3 separate regions of the Homo sapiens genome follow, and all the other regions are linked to region 2. Evidence: chromatin loops called from intact Hi-C (ENCODE). Cell type or tissue: endothelial cell of umbilical vein. All regions are shown on one strand.

The links. Peaks named below come from ENCODE experiments on the same cell type or tissue, not always from the same donor. Only the 100,000 strongest peaks of a DNase experiment are listed, where the experiment ranks them.
Region 1: a loop joins it to region 2, with 6 times the contacts of the local background. A loop is called at or near these places in 14 of 110 quality-filtered maps.
Region 3: a loop joins it to region 2, with 9 times the contacts of the local background. A loop is called at or near these places in 24 of 110 quality-filtered maps.

The regions. Positions count from the first base shown.
Region 1 is chr12:116,523,809-116,531,808 of GRCh38, forward strand. No RefSeq gene overlaps it. Among named protein-coding and RNA genes, the nearest start is that of LINC00173, 5.6 kb to the right of the region's middle. RefSeq lists an enhancer at 3,988-5,187. In endothelial cell of umbilical vein, no CTCF peak of the experiment used is centred here; DNase peaks (open chromatin) are centred at 1,803 and 4,383; H3K27ac peaks cover 1,494 bases.
Region 2 is chr12:116,451,359-116,459,358 of GRCh38, forward strand. No RefSeq gene overlaps it. Among named protein-coding and RNA genes, the nearest start is that of MIR4472-2, 27 kb to the left of the region's middle. RefSeq lists enhancers at 3,287-3,825, 5,546-6,045. In endothelial cell of umbilical vein, no CTCF peak of the experiment used is centred here; DNase peaks (open chromatin) are centred at 3,853 and 4,483; H3K4me3 peaks cover 206 bases; H3K27ac peaks cover 2,305 bases.
Region 3 is chr12:116,595,398-116,603,397 of GRCh38, forward strand. No RefSeq gene overlaps it. Among named protein-coding and RNA genes, the nearest start is that of MAP1LC3B2, 40 kb to the left of the region's middle. In endothelial cell of umbilical vein, a CTCF peak has its summit at 4,478 (motif pointing left); DNase peaks (open chromatin) are centred at 4,094 and 4,464; H3K4me3 peaks cover 303 bases; H3K27ac peaks cover 395 bases.

The DNA of each region.
Region 1 (8,000 bases), 72 kb after region 2:
CTTATTTATTATCCACTAAGTAGCAAGATCTAACCCTGGTCTATCTACTACTGTAACTTCCAAGGAGTAAGGAGCACAACAATATTTTGATATATCTGCAGCAATTGATGGTGATACACACACATCTGTGATTTGTATGGGTGCCAAAGTCACAGGTACTGCTGATACCACGGCAGTTTGTCACTTACATTCCTAATAGAAGACAATGTTGCCATTTGATCAGAAGTTAGTGCAAAGCCAGGCACGGTGGCTCATGTCTGTAATCCCAGCACTTTGGGAAGCTGAGATGGGTGGATCACCTGAGGTCAGGACTTCGAGACCAGCCTGGCCAACATGATGAAACCCCATCTCTACTAAAAATACAAAAATTAGCCAGGTGTGGTAGCACGCACCTGTAATCCCAGCTACTTGGGAGGCTGAGGCAGGAGAATCACTTGAACCTGGGAGGTGGAGGTTGCAATGAGCTGAGATCGTGCCATTGCACTCTGGCCTGGGCAAAGAGTGAAACTGTCTCAAAAAAAAAAAAAAAAAAAGAGAAGTTAGTGCAAATAAAGATGTCATTTTTTTCCCGGGTTAAATTTATGGACCCCTGAATTCTACCTGTGCAAGGGTCCGAGGACTTCATGTTAGGGCTCCTGTTCATCGAGTGGCATTTCGCCCCAGTGTGCCCTTCTTACTAGCACCGAGGGCTGCTGAGCATCTCAGTAACCGAGCTGGGAAGGACGCGCCTTGGGTCTTAAATTTTCCATGATTGAGTGAATGGCTGCTCAGTTTTTCCATGTCATTGGGGAGGTTACGGGTATATGTCAAATTCCTGGTGGTGGCATTTGGGAATTGAGCCGTAAATGAAGGCTGGAGGGCAGAGTGGTCAAGGGCATATCACAGAGTCACAGGAGACCTAACTTCACATTCGGAACCCCCTGGCTATTTAGCTGTGTGTCCTTGGGCAGGTTAGGAATGGGTCAGGTCTCAGCTCTGTCACCTGTGCAATGGGGCTGAAGACCCTGCTCCTGGGTTTGCTGTGAGGACTCTGCGAGATAAGAGATGGAACATGTGGATACACCATTGGCATATGATGAGCACTCAACGTAAGGCGACTATTTGGCAACACCCCTTACTTCATTGTTTTATCTAGTACCTCTCTCCAAAGCTCGTGGAGTGCAACAGACAGCATTTGAGTTAGACCTTTGCAGATCGCTGCTGCTTTGTTCTCACTTGCAATCAGCTCACAGCTGGTAGCGTCCCCTCATGGGAGCTCTCAGAAAATTTGTCTCTTGCTCCCCATCCCCGGCCCCAACTTGAGTCATGCCCCAGGAATTTGGGAGAGGGCACCTTCAGCCAGTGGTGTGGCGATTTTTCCTTTCTTTCTCTTTCTCTCTTTTCTTTCTTCCTTCCTTCTCTTTTGTTCTTTTTCTCTCTTTCCTTCCCTTCCTTCCTCCCTCCCTCTTTCTTTCCTTCTTCCTTTTCTTTCTCTCTTTCTTTCTTTTCTTTTTCTTTCTTTCTCCTTCCATCCTTCTCTCTCCTTTCTCCCTTTCTTTTCCTTCCTTCTTTCCCTCCCTTCCTCTCTTTCTTTCCCTCCCTCCCTCAGTCCCTCCCCTCTATCCCTTCCCTCTTTCCCTCCCTCCCTCCCTCTCTTCCTTCCTTCCTTCCTTCTCTCTTTTTCTTTTCTTCTTTTCTCCCTTCCTTTCTTTCACCTTCTTTTTGTAATTGTGCCGAGTTGCTGAGTGAATCATTAAGGGAGCGAATTCCAAGTGCATGAGCGTCTCTGTGTTTCCCGGGACGGGTTTGGGCCAAGACAAACCTCTGTGATGCCAACAGCAGTTGCTTGAACAGTGGAGCTCAGAGCTGGCTTCCCGGCGCCGCTTGCAGGGGCTCTGTTTGAACTTTCTCCTCTCTCTTTCTACCTGGTGATTAAAGGAGCCACATGTAACTTTCTGCTTAGTCCTCTTTCTCCTTCTTTCCCGGTGCACACCCTGGGAAAGGCTCTGCGAAGTCCCACAGTGTTTCTTTAGGAGACTGGGCGGCCCCTTGATTTATGTTCACTTGGCAACGTAAAATTGAAATGGCCTGAGGACGCTGAATAACTGGAAAAGGGAGATGGAGAGGAGGCCTCTGGGTGTCTGATTCCATGTAGCTCATGCCTGGCCCTTCCCCCGTAGACCAGAGCCACGGACCTTGGAGTCCATGGGCAAAAGGAAAAGCAAATGAGGTGGCTGGAGTTGGAAAAAGAAGTCCAAAATTGTTCAGAGAAACTAGCATCATCTGTTTTTTCTGGGAGCCTGACGACTTTGTATTTTTTCCTCCTTCTTCCTTTCTCCTTCTCTGTCTTTTCTCTAGGGATCGCCTACCCATTTTGGATTTAATGCATAACCCATGGGGAAAAAGCAGAAATTTTAATCCCCAATCCGGCCCATGGTAGGGGCTCCATAAATGTTAGTTGAGTTAAATACTTTTTTATAAAAGAAGTTGGGGCCAGGCACGGTGGCTCATGCCTGTAATCCCAGCACTTTGGGAGGCCGAAGCAGGCAGATCACTTGAGGTCAGGAGTTCGACACCAGCCTGGCCAACATGGTGAAACCCCTGCCACAACTAAAAATACAAAAATTAGCCGGGTGTCATGGTGCACACCTGTAATCCCAGCTACATGGAGGCTGAGGTGGGAGGATAGTTTGAACGCAGGAGGCAGAGGTTGCAGTGAGCCAAGATCGTGGCACTGTACTCCAGCCTGGGTAACAGAGCAAGACTCTGTCTCAAATCATAATAATAATAAATAAAAGAAGTTGAAAGTCAACTTTTTTTGTTTGGTTCTGTGAAGTGTCTTGCCTGGGCCTGCAGAACCTGGGCTCATATCCCTCTGAAAGCACGGCTTGCATCCCATATAAACACTTGTGTCTGTTCTCAAATTACATTTTGAGCTATTTGAGGGCAGGGACTCTTCTTCCCTCCTTGACTCTTTCTTTCCACAAATATTTATTGAACACCTACTGTGTGCCATCATTATCTCCCTTCCACTCCACCCTAACTATTAGCATGTCTGTCTTTGAATGTTCGGGTCTCAGTGTTACATGAATAAATAAATGAATGGAAAAATGGAGTTTTAGGTGGGACTCCAGGAAGTGGACCAGGGTCTGAGGTTCTCCTGGAAGGCTTACATGTGGTTAACATCTTAGAATTGGGGCCAGGTGCAGCGGCTCAGGACTGTAATCCCAGTGCTTTGGGAGGTTGAGGCAGGAGGACTGCTTGAGGCAAGGAGTTTCAGACCAGCCTAGGCAACAGAGTGAGACTCTGTCCCTACAAAATTATAAAAATAAAATAAAATGAATTAGCCAGGCATGGTTATGTGTTCCTGTAGTCCCAGCTACTTGGGAGGCTGAGGTGGGAGGATGCCACGAGCCCAGGACTTCAAGGCTGCAGTGAGCTATGATTGTGCCCATGCACTCCAGCCTGTGTGACAAAGCAAGACCCTGTCTCTGGAAAAATAAAAAAAATCTTAGAATTGGGATGGAAGGCAACAGAGAGACAAGCTGGTCTCGGGTAGGAATAAGGACTGATAGTGATCAGTACCAACTTGGCTGCCATTTTGCCTTATGACTGGAAGATGTAACTCTTTGGACTGCGGTTGTTCTATCCCTAAAACGAGAGCAACCTCAAGATTTCTTGCAGATTTAGAGTTCTAGGATTCTCCAGAAACATTTACCCCTAAAACCAATAAAGTCAGATCCTTCCATAAAAGAATTATGACACCACCAGATTCGTCCCCTGCACTTTCTCTTCTTGGACTGTCTCTTCTTAGTCTCCCTTGGAACTGGATTTGTCTTTTCTTGTTCAAGAATCTATACTGGCTCCCAGTTGCCTATCATATCTAATGTGCCTTCCTCTCCTTGGCTTTCAAAAAATACACAGTCTGTGCACAGCCTACAAATCTCTCTGACATGCATCCCAGCACACAGCAGTGGAAATCCTCCATTCCAGCGAGGCTGTTTCCTCTCTGCCCCGACTTCCCTTCAGACCTTTACATGTGGTTCCCTCATGGAGTGCCCCTTCCTGTTCCTTTTATGATATCTCAATCCTCCTGATGTCATAAAGTTTCCAATTGGAGCCAAATTTAAGTTGGTTTTGAATAGAACATCCAAAACAAGGACTTACTCCAGGAAAAAAAAAATTTACTCATATTTCCAGACTCAAAACAAACTCTGTGATTCTCTTGGTTAATTTCCTTCCAGTCTTTTTTCTTTGGAGATCTGAGCAGAATTTTAAAGGAGGAACTCCACAACTTACATAGCCATCACCTTTGGTTGGTTGGACATGGAGGTTGCTTCTAATCTTTCACCGTAATCTACATGTCATGACGAACATCCTGTAACTAAATCTTTTTATATGTCTTTAATTATTTCCTTGGGCTAAATTCCTAACAGGTGAATCATCAGGATTAAAGGCTCTTTGATGATGGGGGTGTAGGGTTGGAGGAAGAGGAACCACGCTGTGATCTAAATCCTTCTGTGAGTCCATGGGGCACACTGAGTGAGAAAGTGACAACCTCCATCTTTTTCTTTGGGAACTGGCCGGTTGAGTGGGTGTCCCAGCACCTTTGCATCCCTGCCTATCATTTTTCTGCCCAACATCAAGTTTCTAAGACTTCTAGAAGGTTCTTCAAAGGCAATAGGTAATGGAAAATGAACAGCCAGCATAGCTTTAGTCAGTGGCAACATTTGCCATGCAGTGGCTGAGGATTCTGGAGCTGAGACTCTGCTGAGTCTGTCCCCTCCATTATCCCCACCCCCAAACACCCCCATCCCCCACTCTTGGGTTGATGGACTATGGCACTTGGACAGACACATGTGATTGACTGTGGTATTAAGAAAATATGTATGACACAATGTTTTTTAGCTTTTTCCAGAGATATTTATATCACACAAATGGCATGTTGGTTTCTTTTTTTTTTTTCCATCTCAACCACTAAGAATGAATAAATCAATTGTCTTAATCAGGCTAATGGAGAGTGCATGGGCTAGAAACATAGGTGGGAGGGGCTCTTCATCTGAGCCTGTTGCTCCATTAGCAGGGGTAGAGGGGCCTGGCAAAGTCCCGTCATTATCTCTGGGCCTCTGTTTCCCTGTCCTTGGGATGGGCATCTGACCACTCATGACTTTGCAGGATAAAGATTGTCAGAAGCATTTGGAGTTCCTTGGAAGAAAGTAGCTGCATGAATTTTTAATCCTCTATTTTCAGCTCTTTGGAGCCGTGTGTAGGAGCAGGGCTGTAAACACAGAGAACTCACCGCTACATTCTAGTTTATAAGGTTTTTGTCTCACACAATCCCACAGACCTGACCTTAAGAACAACTCAAAATGTGGGCGAAAAGCAGTTTGTTGTGGTCGTCGTTATCACATAAAAATTAATGGCTTGGCAAACACAAGGATCATCCTGTCACGCTGAGGTCATGTTTACACCAAGCAAATATATTTCAAGGTTCCTAGAGTTTCAGCAGCACTGCAAGGCAGAATCAACACAATTCCCAAGCAAGACTCAGAATCCGGTGCCAGATTCACCCTGGTTCCAGAGGGAGACATTAGTGAGTATTAATTCTGCAATTAGAATGCCATCCGTTTCCAAATTCCTTATGGCTGAAGCAGGTTTTTTTGTTTTTGAGACAGAGTTTTTGCTCTGTCGCCCAGGCTGGAGTGCAATGGTGCAATCTCGGCTCACTGCAACCTCCATCTCCCGGGTTCAAGTGATTCTCCTGCCTCAGCCTCCTGAGTAGCTGGGACTACAGGTGCCCACCATCACGCCCAGCTAATTTTTGTATTTTTAGTAGAGATGAGATTTCACCATGTTGGCCAGGCTGGTCTTGAACTCTTGACCTCAGGTGATCCACCCACCTTGGATTCCCAAAGTGCTAGGATTACAGGCATGAGCCACAGTGCCCAGCCTGAAGCAGGTTTTTTAGTTCCTAACTTATTGAGGCCTGCTAGTGCCACTGATCAGTGAAAAAAAGAAAAGGAAAATTCATAAGGTCATAGGATCCACACTTGGATCTCATTCATTGCTTATGCATTAATTCACCAAATATTTATTGAAGTGGGCCAGGGCCTGAGATTCTCCCCGAGGCTTACATGTGGTTAACATCTTAGAACTGGGGCTGGGTGCGGTGGCTCAGGCCTGTAATCCCAGTGCTTTGGGAGGTTGAGGCAGGAGGACTGCTTGAGGTTAGGAGTACCAGACCAGTCTGGGCAACATAGTGAGACTCCATCTCTACAAAAAAATTAAAATAAAAATAAATTAACCAAGCATGGTCGTGTGTTCCTGTAGTCCCAGCTACTTGGGAGGCTGAGGGGGGAAGATGTTATGAGCCCCGGAGGTCAAGGCTGCAGTAGCTATGATTGTGTCACTGCACTCCCCAAAGTCTCTACCAGGGACTGTGCTAAGTGCTGGGGACACAGTGGGTGGCAAAAGCAGAATGGTCCCTTCCTAGGGGAAGGCTGTAGTCAGGTCAAGAAGATGGACATTAATCAGTAATTGCAAAAGGAAATGTAAAATTACAACCAAATTCGGAGCTGTGAAAGGAAGGCTGGGGGACAGATCATTGTCAGAGGAGGATCTGAGGTAGCCTTGGGGTACAAGTGGACAGAACCCAGTGGGAGGATGGGAAGGAGGAAGGCACTGCGTAAGCCAAGGTCCATGGTAGGACGGAGGGGCAATTTGGGGATATGAAAGTCCAGAGTAGCAAGAAGGAAGGGGAGAGAAGTATAAGATGGATCTAGTCTATGGCCATATGGACCCTGAACTCACCCCATCTCATCTAAAAGATGGAGCTAGGCACACCCACTGGGATGGCAAACATTATTATTGTTACTATTATTTTGAGACAGAGTGTTGCTCTGTTGCCCAGGCTGGAGTGCAGTGGCACAATCTCGGCTCACTGCAATCTCCATCTCCCAGGGTCAAGCAAATTCTCCTGCCTCAGCCTCCCAAGTAGCTGGGACTACAGGCACACGCTACCACGCCCAGCTAATTTTTGTATTTTTAGTAAAGACGGGGCTTCACCATATTGGTCAAGCTGGTCTCGAACTCCTGACCTCAGGCAATCCACCCCGCTTGGCCTCCCAGAGTGCTGGGATTACAGGCGTGAGCCACTGTGCCCGGCGCAAACTTTTTTTTTTAACAGAAAATAACAAGTGTTGGTTGGCAAGGATGTAAAAAATTGGAGCCCTGGTGCACTGCTGGTGAAAATGTAAAATGGGCAGTCACTGAGGAAAATAGTGTGGCGGTTCTTTGACAAGCTAAACACAGAGTTACTGCAGAACCTAGCAGTTCCATTCCTAAGTATGTACCCCAAACAATTGAAAACAAAGGTTCAGGCCAGGCGCGGTGGCTCACACCTGTAATCCCAGCACTTTGGGAGGCCAAGGCAGGGGAATCAGGAGTTGAGGTCCTGACTGAGGTCAGGAGTTCGAGACCAGCCTGGCCAACGTGACAAAACCCCTTCTCTACCGAAAATACAAAAATTAGCCAGGCGTGATGGCGCACTCCTGTAATCCCAGCTACTCGGGGGGCTGAGGCAGGAGAATCGCTTGAACCCGGGAGGCAGAGGTTGCAGTGAGCCGAGATTGCGCCACTGAATTCCAGCCTGGGGAACAGAGGGAGACTCTGTCTCCAAAACATAAATAGATAGATAGATAAATAAACAAATAAATAAATGCAAATATTCAAATGAAAACTTACCCACAATTGTTCATAGAGCACTATTCACAATAGCCAAAAGGTGGAAACAACCCAAATGACCCCTAGCCAGTGAATGGATCAACAAAATGTGGTCCATCCAGGCAATGGAACAGCACTGAGCCATAAGAAGAAAGGAAGCACTGGCATGCGCTACAGCATGGATGAGCCTTGAACACATGATGCTGAGTGGGAGAAGCAGACACAAAGATTATATATCGTAGGATTCCACTTACATGAAATATCCAGAACAGGCAATCCATAGAGACAGAGAGCAGATT
Region 2 (8,000 bases):
ATTTTTGTATTTTTAGTAGAGACAGGGTTTCACCATGCTGGCCAGGCTGGTCTCAAACTGGTGACCAAGTGATCCACCCGCCTCAGCCTCCCAAAGTGCTGGATGTACAGGTTTGAGCCACTGCACCCAGACCATTTTACATTCTTACTAGCTGGTTTCTCCACATCTTCACCAACACTTATTATGATGTTTAGATTATAGTCATCCTAGTGGGGGTGAAGTGCCGCCACCAGTTTTGTAAATAAAGTTTTATTGGAACACTCACACTCGTTTGTCATTTACATATTGTCTATGGCTGCTTCTTTTTTTTTATTTTGAGACGGAGTCTCGCTGTCTCCCAGGCTGGAGTGCAGTGGCGCGATCTCGGCTCGCTGCAAGCTCCGCCTCCCGGGTTCATGCCATTCTCCTGCCTCAACCTCCCGAGTAGCTGGGGCTACAGGCGCCCGCGTGCATGCCCGGCTAATTTTTTTATATTTTTAGTAGAGACGGGGTTTCACCGTGTTAGCCAGGATGGTCTTGATTTCATGACCTCGTGATCCACCCACCTCGGCCTCCCAAAGTGCTGGGATTACAGGTGTGAGCCACCTCGCCCGGCCTGCTTTTTTTTTTTTTTTTTTTTTGAGACAGAGTCTCGTTCTGTAGCCCAGGCTGGAGTGCAGTGGCACAATCACAGCTCATTGCAACCTCTGCCTCCTGAGTCCCGGTTCAAGCAATTCTCCTGCCTCAGCCTCCTGAATAGCTGAGATTACAGGCACGCGCCGCTATGCCTAATTTTTGTATTTTTAGTAGAGACAGGGTTTCACCATGTTGGCCAGGCAGGTCTTGAACTCCTGACCTTGTAATTCGCCTGCCTCGGCCTCCCAAAGTGCTGGGATTACAGGCATGAGCCACCGTGCCCGGCCTATGGCTACTTTTACAACAGCGGAGTTGAGTAGTTGCTACAAACATGATATGATGTGCAAAACTTAAAATATTTTCTGTGTCACCCTTTACAAAAAAGTTTACTGATCCCTGATTTAGACTAATCCTTTTATTTTTAATTAGAGGAAATTAAGCCTGAGAAATATTGTATCTCTATGTCGAGGCAAATGGCTAGGACTGGAGTTTTTTTGCGTGTTTTTTGACATGGGGTCTTGCTTTGTTGCCCAGGCTGGAGTGCAGTGATGTTATCGTGGCTCACTGTAGCCTTCGCCTCCCTAGCTCAAGAGATCCTCCCACCTTAGCTTCCAGAATATCTAGGACCACAGCTGCACACCACCATGCTCAGCTGGTTTTTAATTTTTTAAATTAAAATTATTTTAATTTATTTTTTGGTAGAGATGGAGTCTTACTATGTTGCTCAGGCTGGTCTTGAACTCCTGGTCTCAAGCTATCCTCCTGCCTTGGCCTCTTAAAATGCTGGAACTAGAGGTGTAAGCCACCATGCCTGGCCTAGGACTGGAATCTTTCTGGGACTCGGTTCTGACATCCATGAAGTGGGATACAATGCCCACCTTATAGAGCCAGGCCCAGTGGCTCACATCTGTAATCTCAGCACTTTCGGAGGTCAAAACGAACAGATCACTTGAGGTCAGGAGTTTGAGACCAGCCCGGCCAACAAGGTGAAACCCTGTCTCTACTAAAAATTGAAGAATTAGCAGGGCATGGTGGCGGGCGCCTGTAATCCCAGCTACTCAGGAGGCTGAGGCATGAGAATCGCCTGAAACCGGGAGGTGGAGGTTGCAGTGAGCTGAGATCGTGCCACTGCACTCCAGCCTGGGTGACAGAGTGAAACTTGGTCTCAAAACAAAGCAACCAACCAACCACCTTATAGGATGTGGTGAGACTTGTAAAGCAAGGGCAGTCAAGTGCTTGGCCCAGGAATAAATAGACATTAAACCCAGCACTTCTCTAGAATCTGAGATGCCTGGCTCCTGATCTAATGGCCTGCACATCCCCTAATTTCTCATCCAGATGCTTTTTCTGTCACCCAGCTGGCTCTAGCTGAGTTACTGGTGTTCCTACTGAGTCTTCCTTACTCTGATCTGAAAGCCTAAGATATGCATCTTACATAAAAATTAGAATCATGGGGCAGCGTGGCTCATGCCTGTAAGCCCAGCACTTTGAGAGGCCGAGGCGGGCGAATCACAAGGTCAGGAGTTCAAGACCAGTATGGCCAACATTGTGAAATCCCATCTCTACTAAAAATACAAAAATTAGCCGGGCATGGTGATATGCATCTGTAATCCTAGCTACTTGGGAGGCTGAGGCAGGAGAATCACTTGAACCATGGAGGTGGAGGTTGCAGTGAGCCGAAATCATGCCACTGCCCTCCAGCCTGGGTGGCAGAGCGAGATTCTGTCTCAAAAAAAAAAAAAGATTCAAAAAAGATTCACGCATCTGGACATATCACTCAGCATGCAGACTGGAGTCCTCTCTTCTCTCCCACATCCTGGCGTCTCTTCTGTCCTCTGGCACACCATCACTGTTGGCCAGCAAGCTGGGTCTCTCATCTCTTCAGCCTTGTCTCCATCCTAGCTCTGTGTCTCTGGGTCAGTACCAATTATCCATACACACATTCATGCATCCCAGGACAAGGCCAAGCTTCTGTCGGGAACACGGACTCCATTTGAAGTCAGGCAGGTAGGGTGGGGATCTGGCCCTTATACCTGGCTGTGGAACCTTGAGTGTGTTACTCAACCCCTCTTGGCCTCAGTTTCTTTATCTGTAAAGCATGGACAGCCATGTTTACCTGTCAGGGCCACCCTGAGTATGAAATGAACTAACAAATGGGAAGCCAGCATGGTTTAATGAACGTGTTCTCCAGGAAGTAGGGGTCAAAAAACAACCCTCTCTATATATTGCAGCAGTGTAAAGAGCCTTATATGCATTCTTCCCATGTTACAGTGGGGACAGGGGCTCAGAGATGTGAAGTGAGCTTCCCAAGGTCACACAGCAAGTGAGCGGAAGGGCTCTGCGCCTAACTTCCCGTACCACCTCAGGCCAGCTCCTTCTCTACTTGGGGCCTCCGTGTCCCCATCATTGTTCAGATGATCTAGAAGCTCTCGTTCTATTCTTTTTCTTTTTTTTTTTTTTCAGACAGAGTCTCACTCTTGTTGCCCAGGCTGGAGTGCAGTGGTGCGGTCTTGGAACATGGGAGGCAACCTTAGCCTCCCAGGTTCAAGCAATTCTCATGCCTCAGCCTCCCAAATGGCTGGGATTATAGGCACTTGCCACCACGCCTGGCTAATTTTTGTATTTTTAGTAAAGACGGGGTTTCACCATGTTGGCCAGGCTGGTCTTGAACTCCTGACCTCAGGTGATCTGCTGCCTCAGACTCCCAAAGTGCTGGGATTACAGGTGTGAGCCAACATGCCTGGCCTCTCGTTCTCTTCTATATCCAGAGTCCTAACTCCCTCATGGTTCATCTCCTGGGAGGGGCGGGGACGGCTTACCCACCTGTCCTTCACCTGGCCTCCTGACCCACAGGCAGTGCCCCCACATCTGTCCCCAAGGCTTCTCTCCCCTCCCTTCCCTCTCTCCTTCCTGCTGCTTAAGAGCATTATTTGCTTCTTGCAAAATGGCCTTATGCTGGGGAGAGCCCCCTCTGCGTCCTACAGGTATTTCTGCTCTTGGCTGACTTGTTTTCACAGTGCCGATCTGACAGTTCTGCAATGGAAATGAGGGTTTTCTGGCATGGTTGTGGCAGGGTGCGGAAGCTTTACTCAGCTCAGACTCATGACAACGATGATTCCTCATAATAAGCCCTCTCATCTGAGTCAGCTACCCAGGAATTCTATAAAATACGTGGGAAGAGGCCCCTGGTGGGAACTTAGATCCCGACGGTCACTCTTCCTGGTGTGGCTGGTCCTGCCTTAGTTACTGCCACCTCCCTCTGCCCTTCACAGCCAATTCCTACTTCTCCTTCAAGTCTGGTCTAAAATGTCACCTCCTTAGAGAGGCCCTCCCAGATTGCTCATGTAAATAGCCTCTTCCCTCCATTCTCATCCTAGCTTCCTGTTTGCTTCCTTCAGCAGACTTAACCCAAATTACAATTTTACACATTCATGTTATTTGCGGGCTGTTAAGTATTAAAGATTCTGAAAGGGGTGGGGCTGGCGTCACGTTTTTCATTGATCCCTGCCCCAGCTCTGTCAGTGTCTAGCACACAGTAGGTACTCCATGCATTTTCGGTGAATGAATAAAAACATTGTTTGGAGCAGTGAGGGAGGCCCGGGGAAGCTGCTTTTTGGCAGTGAGAACACGCGGAGCTGGAGATCCTCCTGCAGGGAGCTGACTTCATCCTTCTTGTTCCCGTCCCAAACCTTGTCCAGAGGCTACAGGGAGGGAACTGTATGTACAACTATCTTTGCAGCTTTTCAGACTTCCGAACAAGCTGCCTTCCCAAGAAAACACATTACCCAGAGGCTTTTTCTCCCCTCCTGCTCAGACAGGCAGTGGCCCAAGGAACGGCGTTTTGTTTATGATAATAAAGTGGGACCCATGGCAACGCATTGTGATGTCATGGCAGTGTGAGATCATAAATCCTTCCAGGGGAAGAATGAAGCGCAGCGGACACAGTGGCTTCTCAGCCTCCCCTGGCCCAACTGAGGCTGTTGCTAGATATGTTTTTCCTGTATCAGGTGGTTCATTTCTTTTTTTCTTTTTCTTTTTGCCTCTTGATCTTTTTTTTCTTTTGTCCCTAAAGAAAAAAAATTAAAATAAATAAATAAAAGTTTTAAAAAAACTCTGAGTGGAAAGATTTGTCCCAGGAATTTCCTGCTGGCTAATGTCCAGTTCGCAGAGAATGCCAGCAATAATGGGAACAATGCTCACTCGTCCCGGACCTGTGATGAGAAAACTTTCCCAATTCCCCAGTTCCGTGGCTGAAATATGGCAAAGCCTTGGAGAGTTACTGGGCAGCGGACCATGGAGTTTGCAAGGAAAGATGTCCCTTGCTCACACTCTTAGTCTGCCCGTCCACCGTCAACCTTTCTCTCTCTTTTGCTCCTTCTCCATTTCTGTTTCTTCTTGCCACTCTCAATCTGTCTGGCTCTCTCTTACGTGGGTTTTCCGTTGTTTCTCCACCACTCTCCGTTTGTCCCTCTCCAGCTTCGTCTCGATCTCTCTTTCTCAGTCTCAGTCTGTGTTTTTCTTTCTCCACATTTCATTCTCCTGCTGAGTCTGTCTGTCCCTCCCAGGCTCTGTCCTGGTGGTCCTCACTGGTTTTGACTCGCTGTTTCTCTCTTTCCCCACTCACTTTCCTCCTCCCTTCCCTCTGTGCTTATGTTACTGAAGGAAATCACATTTGGAACTCTGAGGACTGAAGAAGGGCAAAGCTGCCCCTGGGGTTTTGTGATCTGCAAGCTGAGTGGCGACGGGTCCCTATTTCCAGGGTGGGTGTTCCGCGAGGCAAACCAGACCCCGACGCAGGATATCTACCCCCATTCAAGGAATATGTTGAGCCTGTGATACAGGAGCTGGAGAGAAGGTCACTGGCCAGTCTGCCAGGGCCTGTAGACTTTCCAGCACTTCTCCCTGCCAGCCCCACCCATGCCTTCTCTGCTACCATCCTCCCCACCCTCAGCACACACTGCAGATGGGGAGGAGAGGCGCTCACTTGGCGGGAGGAGGGAAGGGAGGGGAGTAGGCTCTTCCAATCTTTGGCCACCCCAGGGCCCTTGTTCTGCCTGGAGCCTCCTTTTGACAACCCATATTCTGTTCCGCAACAGCCCCCATACTTAATCTAAATCTGGGTTTTTCAGCCTCAGTCCTATTGACATTCAGTGCTGGATGATTATTTGCTGTGGGGGACTGTCCTGTGTTGTAAGATGTTTAGTGGCATCTCTGGCCTCTATTAGATGCCACCACGAACAACTCCCCTCGCATGGTCACAGCAAAAATGACTCCAGACCAAATGTCCTGTGGGGGTAGCGATGGGGGGTGGGGTTAAAACCACCCCTGGCTGAGAACCACTGGTCTAAACCATCTCTGCTCCTGCTCCTTCCATCCACATTCCTCCCTGTTACTCTCATTTTCTCTCTTGCTAAAACCCTCCATGGCTCCCTATTATTATTAGTAGTAGTAGTAGTAGCAGTACCATGAATATCATAGCAAACACCTATATAGGGCTTTCTGTGTGCCAGGGATTTGGCCATGTGCTTTGTGTATATATTAACTAATTTCCTAGCCCCTATCTCACGGGGCTGTTGTGAGGTTGATCATGAGAAAGCAACATAGCACCTAGCCCAGTGCTAAGAGGTTGTTATTACTACGAGTCTGTGGGTCTTAGTGTCCCTAAGCCACACCCTGTCATGCCACTATGCTTTTGCACCTACCTTTCCCACTGCCTGGACCTACTTTGCCCCCTTTCTCCACTTGGTGCCCTTCTCCCCCACTGGGACCTGCTTCCCATCTGAGTGGCTCTCCCAAGACTTTCCTCTGGGCCTAGAGCACCCTGGGCCCCTCCACTGGAGGCTCCTATCTCCAGTTCAGCAGACTGACCAGGAGCTGGAGGTGGTACAGGGGCGATGGTTTATTCAGGGGTACTGGGTCTGGAGGTTCTTCTTGTTCTTTCTTTTTTTTTTTTTGATACAGTGTCTTACTCTGTTGCCTGTCGCCTAGGCTGGAGTGCAGTGGCATGATCTCAGCTCACTGCAACCTCCATCTCCTGGGTTCAAGGGATTCTCCTGCCTCAGCCTCCCAAGTAGCTGGGACTACAGGCGCCTGCCGCCAGCCCAGCTAATTTTTGTATTTTTAGTAGAGGTGGGGTTTCACCATGTTAGCCAGGCTGGTCTCGAACTGCTGACCTAAAGTGATCTAATAATAATAATATGGAGTCATGGAGGGTTTTAGCAAGAAAGAAAATGAGAGTAACAGGAGGAACGTGGATGGAAGGAATAGGAGCAGAGATGGTTTAGACCAGTGGTTCTCAGCCAGGGGTGGTTTTAACCCCCATCCCCCACAGCTACCCCTGCAGGACATTTGGCCACACCTGCAGTCATTTTTGTGTAGGTCTGAGGTTGAAAAACCCAGGTTTAGATTAAGTATTGGGGCTGCTGCAGAACAGAATCCGGCCTGGGTCTGCAGGTTATAATGAATAAGGGCGAGTACCTTTGGTGGGAAACCTAAGAATGATGAGGGCAGAAATAAGCATCAAAGTCCCACCATACCCTCCATCCCCCCAGCCCCCCCACCCCCCATACCCCCATCCCCACCTCGGTCTCAGGGCTACACCTATCCTCTATACTGTCTCCCTGGTGCCATGTGACCCAAACCCGGCCAATGAGATGAAGCCACGCCCCTGGTCACAGTCAATGGCTTGTGGCTGTGCACGTGACTTCACTTGGTCCAGTGACATTTTTGGACACGAGGTGGGGTTAAAGGTGAACCTGGGTGCGGCTCCCTGCAGTGGTCCTGTCGGGAATCAATGTCAAGAAAGCTGGGACTGAGATGGAGCTGGAGGCTGGAGGCCGCTATTTGAGGCCTGTGGGCAGGCGGTGCCGGAAGTTCTGCCTTGGGCTCCCCACCTCCGGGGCCCTGAGTCCGTCTGTTTCCCTGAAGCTGTTGGGAGTTGGTTTTCTTCCTTCTCCCTCAGTCACGCCCCCGACTCCCATGCTGGTGCCTTGTGCCCCTTGGTCTTCCCACCCTGCCTTTCGAAACCCTCCTTTCTGTGGAGCCCTGGGTTCTTCCCATCTCAGACATGAATCCTCCAGAATTAATGAGAACCCCTGGGGCCCCCGCTTAGCCCTGCACACTGGGTTTGCAGACCTCCCTCCCCAAGCTCGAGGTGATGCCACAGGAACTGAAAACGCATCGACGGGCCCCCAGGGAGGAGGAGGGGACTGCCCAGTGGCTCTCACTTTAGGGTCTGTCTGCTTAGGGCCAGATCTAGACACGCAGACCTCCCGCAGAGCAACTGGAAAGCCCGATGTGGGGGCGAGCTCGGGGAGCCCACATCTGCACGTGTCCTTGTACAGGGTGCCCCAAGTTCTACCACAGCCCCAATGCCTCTTTGCACA
Region 3 (8,000 bases), 140 kb after region 2:
CCCTAACCCTGGCCAAATATGTTGCAATTCCTGCTAAAGGTTCCAACAGTGGTTGTCCAGGAATCCTGAGCCCACATTCCGAGTCCCATCTCCAGACTCTCCTTGCATGCCCTCCACATGCCACTGGCCCCTGGAGGAACCACCCTGCAGAGAGACCACAGAACTGCTCTAGGCTTAGCCTCACAGTAAAACAAGACCAGGTACAAGCATGTGGTAGGTACTCTGTAGTTGTTTGCTGAATGAATGAGTGAATGATTGGAGGGGTGGAGAGGTGGATGGGTGGATGGATGGATAGGTGGATGGATGGATGGATGGATGGATGGATGGATGGATGGATGGATGGATGTGTGGGAGGATGGTTGGATGGGTAGATGGACAAATGGATGAAAAGGAAAATAAGTGAATGGGTAGGAGGATAGGTGGCTGGGTGGGTGGATGGATGGATGGATGGATGGATGGATGGATGGATGGATGAAGGGATGGAAGGGATGGATGGATGGTTGAATAGGTAAATGGGTGGATGGGTAGATGGCTGAGAGGGTAGATGGATGGAAGAGTGGATGGATAGATGGATGGACAGATGAATGGATGGATGCATGTATGCATGGATGGATGGATTGGTGGGGAGATGGATGGATGGATGAATGGTCTTACTGATCATGAGCCTTTTGCATTTCAGGATGAGCTTCAGAACTGAGAGACAATGTAGCATAGGGATGAACGTGCTGGAGTTAGACAGATCTGAGACTGCAAATTAAATTAAAGTGGTATCTAGTTTGTAGGGTAGTCGAAAGATGATGTGTGCACCAAGCACAGCACCTGACCAGGGAGGGGCTGGTGACTGTTTTCATGGACAAGGGTGAAGCCTGTTGTAATCTAAAAGATACTGGGAAAATAGCTTTCTGCTGAAAATGTCTTTAGCCCAACCTTATTCCCTGCAGGTAAAAAAATTTCTACCATCAGAAATGCAGATCTTCAAGAGTCATACAAATGGCCAATAATGTGGAAAAGATTCAAAGTTACTAATAATCAAATAAATGCAAATTTAAATAAATAGATACCAAATTAGCAAAGTTTTTTTTTAATTAAAAAATTCACTTAGTTTGCAAAGTGTTCAGAAAGGAAGACCCCAATATAGTATTTATAGGAATATTAATTGGTATAACCTTTCTCAATAGCAATTTGGAAATTCGTACCAAGAGTCTCAAGCCATACCCTTTGACCCATTAAACCTACTTTTAGGAAGTTTTTCTAAAGAAATAATCAGAGAGATAATCAAATGTCTAGGTGCAAGGAAATTTATTGCAGTGCTATTTATATTAGCAAAAAGAAAAGGGGAAGGGGATGGCCCTTCTCTGTTCAACTGACTTATGATCAAGACAGCATCCATCAATATATCCATCCATCCATTCAATCATTCATTAATTCATTCAGCAAATAGTTATTGAGTACCTACCATATGCTTGGCCCTATGAGGGATTTCCAATTCAGTGATTAGATAATTTATAATATACCTATATAACGGATTATTATCCAGACAATAAAATGAATTTTCCCAAAATATTAAATAAATTATTTGTTTATTTATTTTTATTTTTATTTTTTGAGATGGAGTCTCACTCTGTCACCCAGGCTGGAGTGCAGTGGAGTGATCTCAGCTCACAGCAACCTCTGCCTCCCGGGTCCAAGTGATTCTTCCACCTCAGCCTCCCGAGTAGCTGGGATTACAGGCGTGTGCTGCCACATTTGTCTAATATTTGCATTTTCAGTATAGATATGGTTTTAGCATGTTGGCCAGGCTGGTCTCAAACTCCTGACCTCAAGTGATCCACCTGCCTTGGCCTCCCAAAGTGCTGGGGTTACAAGCATAAGCCACCACACCTGGCCTTAAACAATTTTTTTAAATGCTTAAAATGTAATGTTGAAAACAAATACAGGCGGGATGCAGTGGCTCATGCCCTTTGGGAGTGAGCCACCAGCACCCAGCACTTTGGGAGGACAAGGTGGGCAGATCACCTGAGGTCAGGAGCTCGAGACCAGCCTGGGCAACATGGTGAAACCCCGTCTCTAATAAAAATACAAAAAATTAGCTGAGTGTGGTGGCAGGCGCCAGTAATCCTAGCTACTTGGGAGGCTGAGGCAGGACAATTGCTTGGACCCAGGAGTCAGAGGTTGCAGTGAGCCAAGATCGCACCTGTGTACTCTAGCCTGGGTGACAGAGTGAGACTCTGTCTCAAAAAAAAGAAGAAATACAATATGAAATTTTATATATTAGATGGTCTTATCATTTTAAATGTATATACATACATACACACACACAGGAAAAAACACATGGTGATAAGTTTCAGTGACTTAATTCTTCCTTTATTTTTCTGTATTAATGAAGTTTTTTACACTGAGCACATCCAGAAAACAAAGTTATCAGAGTTATTTTTTCTGGGTTGTTTGAAAGTTTTTACAATGAACATGAATTATATAATTAGAAAAGAATAAAGCTATTGTCACTGAGAATAAACTAAAACCAAGAAAATCAATTAAACCTTCAGGTTGGTTCATACATTCTTTTATACCTATTATGTACCAGGCAGTGTGCTGGAGATGACAAAGATACAGGCTCCCATCTCTAGACATTCATGCTAATAGGTAATTGTCCTAAGTTCTATGAGTGTATATGTGGTGCTGTATGAGCACAGAAGAAAGAATTTTTGCCTGGGTTTATGGAGGGCAGGGGACAGGAATGAGGTCTCTGAATCAGTGGCACTGGAGAGGGTTTTGAAGGCAGAGAGGTAAGGACATGGAATATAGGCAAGGACTTGGGTCTCATCATGGAACAGTGAGAGAGGCAGGGTCTCCAGGGATTCCTGAACGTAATCCCATGAAGTTCTGGAATCACCGAGGTCTGAGAACCAGATGCAGCCCACAGACCTGTTTTGTCTGACCTGCATTGTTTTACAGCTTGGACCATGTCTCATAAAACTCCAGATTCCTGGCTTCTTAAACATCTGGCAATACTGTCCCAATTCCTTCCAGGCCATGAGCAGCTGGGACTGAGAGGCAACCACGCCCTCGGACCCATCCCCCACTTCACTCCCTTATCTTATGTCTGACTCTATAGGCATTCAGTTAATGATTCCTGACCTCCCCCAGCCCACCACCCTTGTACAGATAAGGAAATTGAAACCCAGGGAGATACGCATCTCGTTCAATGGCACCACTGCATTGTGACTGAGCCAGGAGTCTTTACCCCAAACCAAGCCAGACTCAAAGCCGCTGCTTCTTCCTTTATGTGGTCCCAGTTAAACTCCTGGCCTTGGCTCTCTGGGTAAAGAGAAAACATAATCCTAACCATCTTCATGACTGATTGGCAATATTTTCACTGTGACTTTTCCTCCAGAGACATGTAAAGATATCACCGTGAGTTTGTAAGATAATCTTTCCTTTAGAGTTCTGCTGTTCCTTGTCATTTTGCCCGTGAGGATGGCCTGTTGGCCGCACGGGGACGACAGTCAAGAGAGAACCGTGACCTTGTTTGCATTGCGTTGCTGATACACACGAGTCTTTGAAACAGGCCATCCATGAGCCTCACAACCTCCTGGCATAGCAGGTATTAATTACTGTTCACCACTTATTGGAGGAGGAAACGGACGTTCCAAGATATTAAATGGCTTGTTCAAGGTCACACAGCTCATGAACGACTGGTTCCAAAGCTCCCTGCCCTCTCCACCGCGCCTGGCCGCTCAGAGCCCATGATGAAGTGATTTGGGTAGAGCGAGGTCAGGCCACATCTGTTAACCAAGTAGCCAGTCCTGGGCTTAAAAATTATTTGTTTCCAACTCTTTTTCTCTTTTCCGTCCCCGTATTGACAGGAACAGCTGTCTTCTTTTTAAAAGGGCTACTTCCATCTCTTTCATTTTATTGTTTCCACGTCTTTGATTGTTTTGGAACAAGTCCGATGGTGGAGACGGAACAGGGAGATCACGAAGACAGCCTCTCCTTTAAAAAATGACCATGATCTCACGCCTCCTCCCAACCCAGTGGAAACTGGAGCACCGCTCAAGGAGACGCTGCTGTCACAGGATCCTGCTTACGGGCACGAAAGCTGGGAAATTTCAGAGCCAATCTGGGCCAGGGGAGGCTGGAGCTCGTGAGCTGGGCTGGAAATGATTCTTCCAGACTGCAGAGAAGACAGTGGCCTGCCCGCCGGCCGGCCTGCCTGCCCTCCCCGAGGCCAACAGGAAATCCCAGAATTTATAGATGACCCCGTTACAAGGCAAGTGTTTTGGAACAAATTGTTCTTCTTTTAAAGCCTTGTTTTCCACTAGTTTTTCTTTCTGGAGTCCAACCGCAACCCCCACGCCCCCCACCCCGCCCCACCCACCCACCCTTTCCACCTTCCCGGTGTCCTTGTTAAACCGGGGCCATGGCGCCACCTGCTGCCTGTCGTGGGCAGCGGGACTCTGCCGGGATCCGGTCTTGGGTCCTCCCCCCACCTCCCTTGTCCCAAAATGGGTGGGAGAGTGACTTTCTGGCTCCTGTCCCGAGGAGGGTTTGTATAAAGATCACGTATCAAGCCTCAAGAGAACTGCTTCCGTAGTTACGTGACCTAAAGACTCATGGCAAACTCTTCCCCCGTCACTTGTCCTCCAGGAGAGCCAGAGCTGGCTGGCAGAAAAGGCAAGTCAGATGGCATCACCATCCAAGGCCAGGTCTCCACTCCCTGAAAACCAAGTATGCCAGCTTTGAACAACCATGTCAACCCAATGAGCCTTGATTTCTTCAGTACCCTCTGTAGCCAATTTGCTAGGTGGTATGGAAAATGGATATGCGTGTGCCTGGCCCATGGAAGGGGCTTAATCAACGTCTGCATCCTTTCTCTCCTATTTGGAATATTCCTTATTGGGAAGGAATAGCTTGGAGGGTCTTAGAGGTGAAGGCCAGACCTCAGAAAACTGGTATATTTATCTCCTTATAAGAATGTAAGCTTCAGCACTTTGGGAGGCCAAGGCGGGCAGATCATCTGAGGTCAGGAGTTTGAGACCAGCCTGGCCAACATGGAAAAACTCCATCTCTACTAAAAATACAAAAATTAGCCAGGCATGGTGGTGCACACCTGTAATCCCAGCTACTCGGGAGGCTGAGGCAGGAGAATCGCTTGAACCAGGAGGTGGAGATGGTAGTGAGCCGTGTACCACTGCACTCTAGCCTGGTCAACAGAGCAAGATTCTCTGTCTCAAAAAAAAGAGTAAGCTTCAAGAGGGTAGGCCACCCCAGTGCAGATAACAAGCCTCAGCAAAGCAGTAAAGGAGCACAGGCTTGAAGTCCTTACACCCCAGCACCCGCTCAGGAGCTAAGTGACCTTGGGCAAGCTCAGTGTCCTTACTTGTGTCTGGGGATAGTAATAGTAATCATACCTCAAAGGGTGGCTGTCGCGCATTGAAATGAGAGAGGGCACGTAAATAATTTAGCAATGGGACTTGTAGGTAGAAAGTGTAGGATTGTAGAGACAACTCTAGCTATAATCATTATTATGAGATGACCACAGTGTCTGACATATAAGCATTTAATGAATATCTGAAAAACAAATGAATGAAAACCTCATAGAAAATAGGTCAGAAGACTTTGCTTAGTTCCATTTCAGCCACCAACTTGCTATGAGACATGAAATACCCCTGTGCCTGCTCTTCCCCATCCAGAAACCTTTCTTTATTGAGGATAAGACTCTCTGATCGGCACCTCAGTTTTCCCACCTGTCAAATGGGCACGACATTCATCTTACCTGTTGCTCAGAGATATGGAGGGGATCTGTTGAGGCATGTATGTGAAGCTGCTTTGAAAAGTTTAAAGAGTAGGCTGGGCATGGTGGGCTCATGCCTGTAATCCGGAACTTGGGAGGACAAAGTGGGAGGATCGCTTGAGTCCAGGAGTTTTAGACCAGCCTGGGCAACATAGTGAGATCTCTCTCTACATAGAAAAATACTTTTTTAAAAATAAAATTTAAAAATAAAGAGTAAAGGAAGGAAGGGAGTCTTTATTTTCTTTTAGGGTGGTTCCATGTGTCTGGTGGCTTTGCCCTTCCCTGAACGGGTGCCTGGGGCTCTCTGGAACAAATGGTGTCCCTCCTGACACCAAGTGGTAGTCATATCTGAGCCCCAACTCACTGGCAGCAACATCTGGTGAGTCTGACAATACAAACCCTAGGCAAATTAACTCCTTCACTACTGGCACAAGTTGAGCACACTCCAAGAGTGGGTTTCCTCTCTAGAAAAGCTCTTTTTCCAACCCAAAGGGCATAGGAAAGTGCATGGTGGGTCTCAGGCATGGTGACTAATTGGGGTGACTCACAGCTAGAGGGAGGTGGATCAGGAAGCAAGACTCAGGCCAACTTAGGCACTGTAGAGAGGTGTTTCAATCCAGTTCAGTGGGCCCTGGGGAGCCATAGAGGAGTCATAAGCAGGGGAGAAAGATATCCAGAAAGAGACTTCAGGCAACACCATGAGGGGTAACTGACAGCTAGGACTACAAAGCTCATCCTGTGCCATGCGGCCTAGAGTTAGGGTGACCAACTCTCCTGGTTTGTCTGAGACAAAGGGAGCATCTGGGACATAGGATCTTCAGTTTTAAAACAATGAAGTCCCAGGGTGACTTGGTCACCCTGTTCCAGTGTGAATAGCATCTCCTGGAGTTGTGCAATATAGTGACGTTGGCTCTGTAATCCATACTTCCCCGCCCCCCAACCTCCTCTCTCGCCCTCAAAAATACCGCTCTCCTTTGTCCCATTTCCTCTCAATTCTATTCTGCTGAGCTACAACTAGTTTAGCGGATTAACACATTGGAATGGATTGCATGCTTATCCCTTCCAGGTAATATTGTGCATTTAAACAAAGGTCTCCTGCAGATGATGTTTTAACCCAATGGAGTGACTCTGACAGTTAAACATTTAGCTCATGAGAGATGAGGAAGATTTGAGGGGTCAGTGGGGGAGTTTCCATGTCACCCACATCACATCCTGTCAGCAACTGTCTATTTTACCTTGCATGGAGTGGGCGCTGTCTTCCTGGATCTCAGCTCACCAGCCTGCCCTGCCAAGCAAACCTGCAGGAGCCTGAGCTGCTTAAATATTCTGTAAATAATGCTGACTCCAGAACTTTGAAGATAGACTCACAGAATCACAGCAATAGGATCACAGAATGTCAGAGGAGAAACAGATGCTAGACATCATACAGTCCAGGGTCAGAAAATACACTGCACTCACATTGCCTCTTCCCCCTGCTGTGCCCATGGCAGACATCACTAATCAATCATGACATTGTCTAGCTGAGCTTGTTTGGAGCCTTAGAATACTTTGAGGCATTCAGGGAAGCAGCTATCCATGATCTTGGATCTACTAATTGTAGCTAAGGTTTATTGAATACACTTACAACATTCTTTTTCCCACATCCTTTTTCATTATCATCACCTAAGTCACCGACTGTTTGCCAGGCACTTTATATCAGGATTTCTCAACTTCAGCATCACTGATTTTTTTTCTTTTCTTTTTTGAGATGGAGTCTCGTTCTGTTGCCCAGACTGGAGTGCAGTGGCACAATCTCGGCTCACTGCAACCTCCACCTCCCGGGTTCAAGCAATTCTCCTGTCTCAGCCTCCAGAGTAGCTGGGATTGCAGGTGTCCATCACTACAACCAGCTAATTTTTGTATTTTTGTAGAGACAGGGTTTTGCCATGTTGGCCAGGCTGGTCCTGAACTCCTGACCTCAAGTGATCTGCCCACCTTGGCCTCCCAAAGTGCTGGGATTACAGGCATGAGCCACTGCTCCTGGCCATCATCATTGGTATTTGGGCTGGATGATTCTTGGTGTTGGGAGGCTGCCCTGTAGGATGTTTAGCAGCATCCTTGGCCTCTATCCACAAAATGCCAGTAGCACCCCCTCCCCCTAAGCTGTAACAACAAGCACTGTCTCCAGACATCACCAAATATCCCCTTGGGTGTAGGAGTAGAGAGG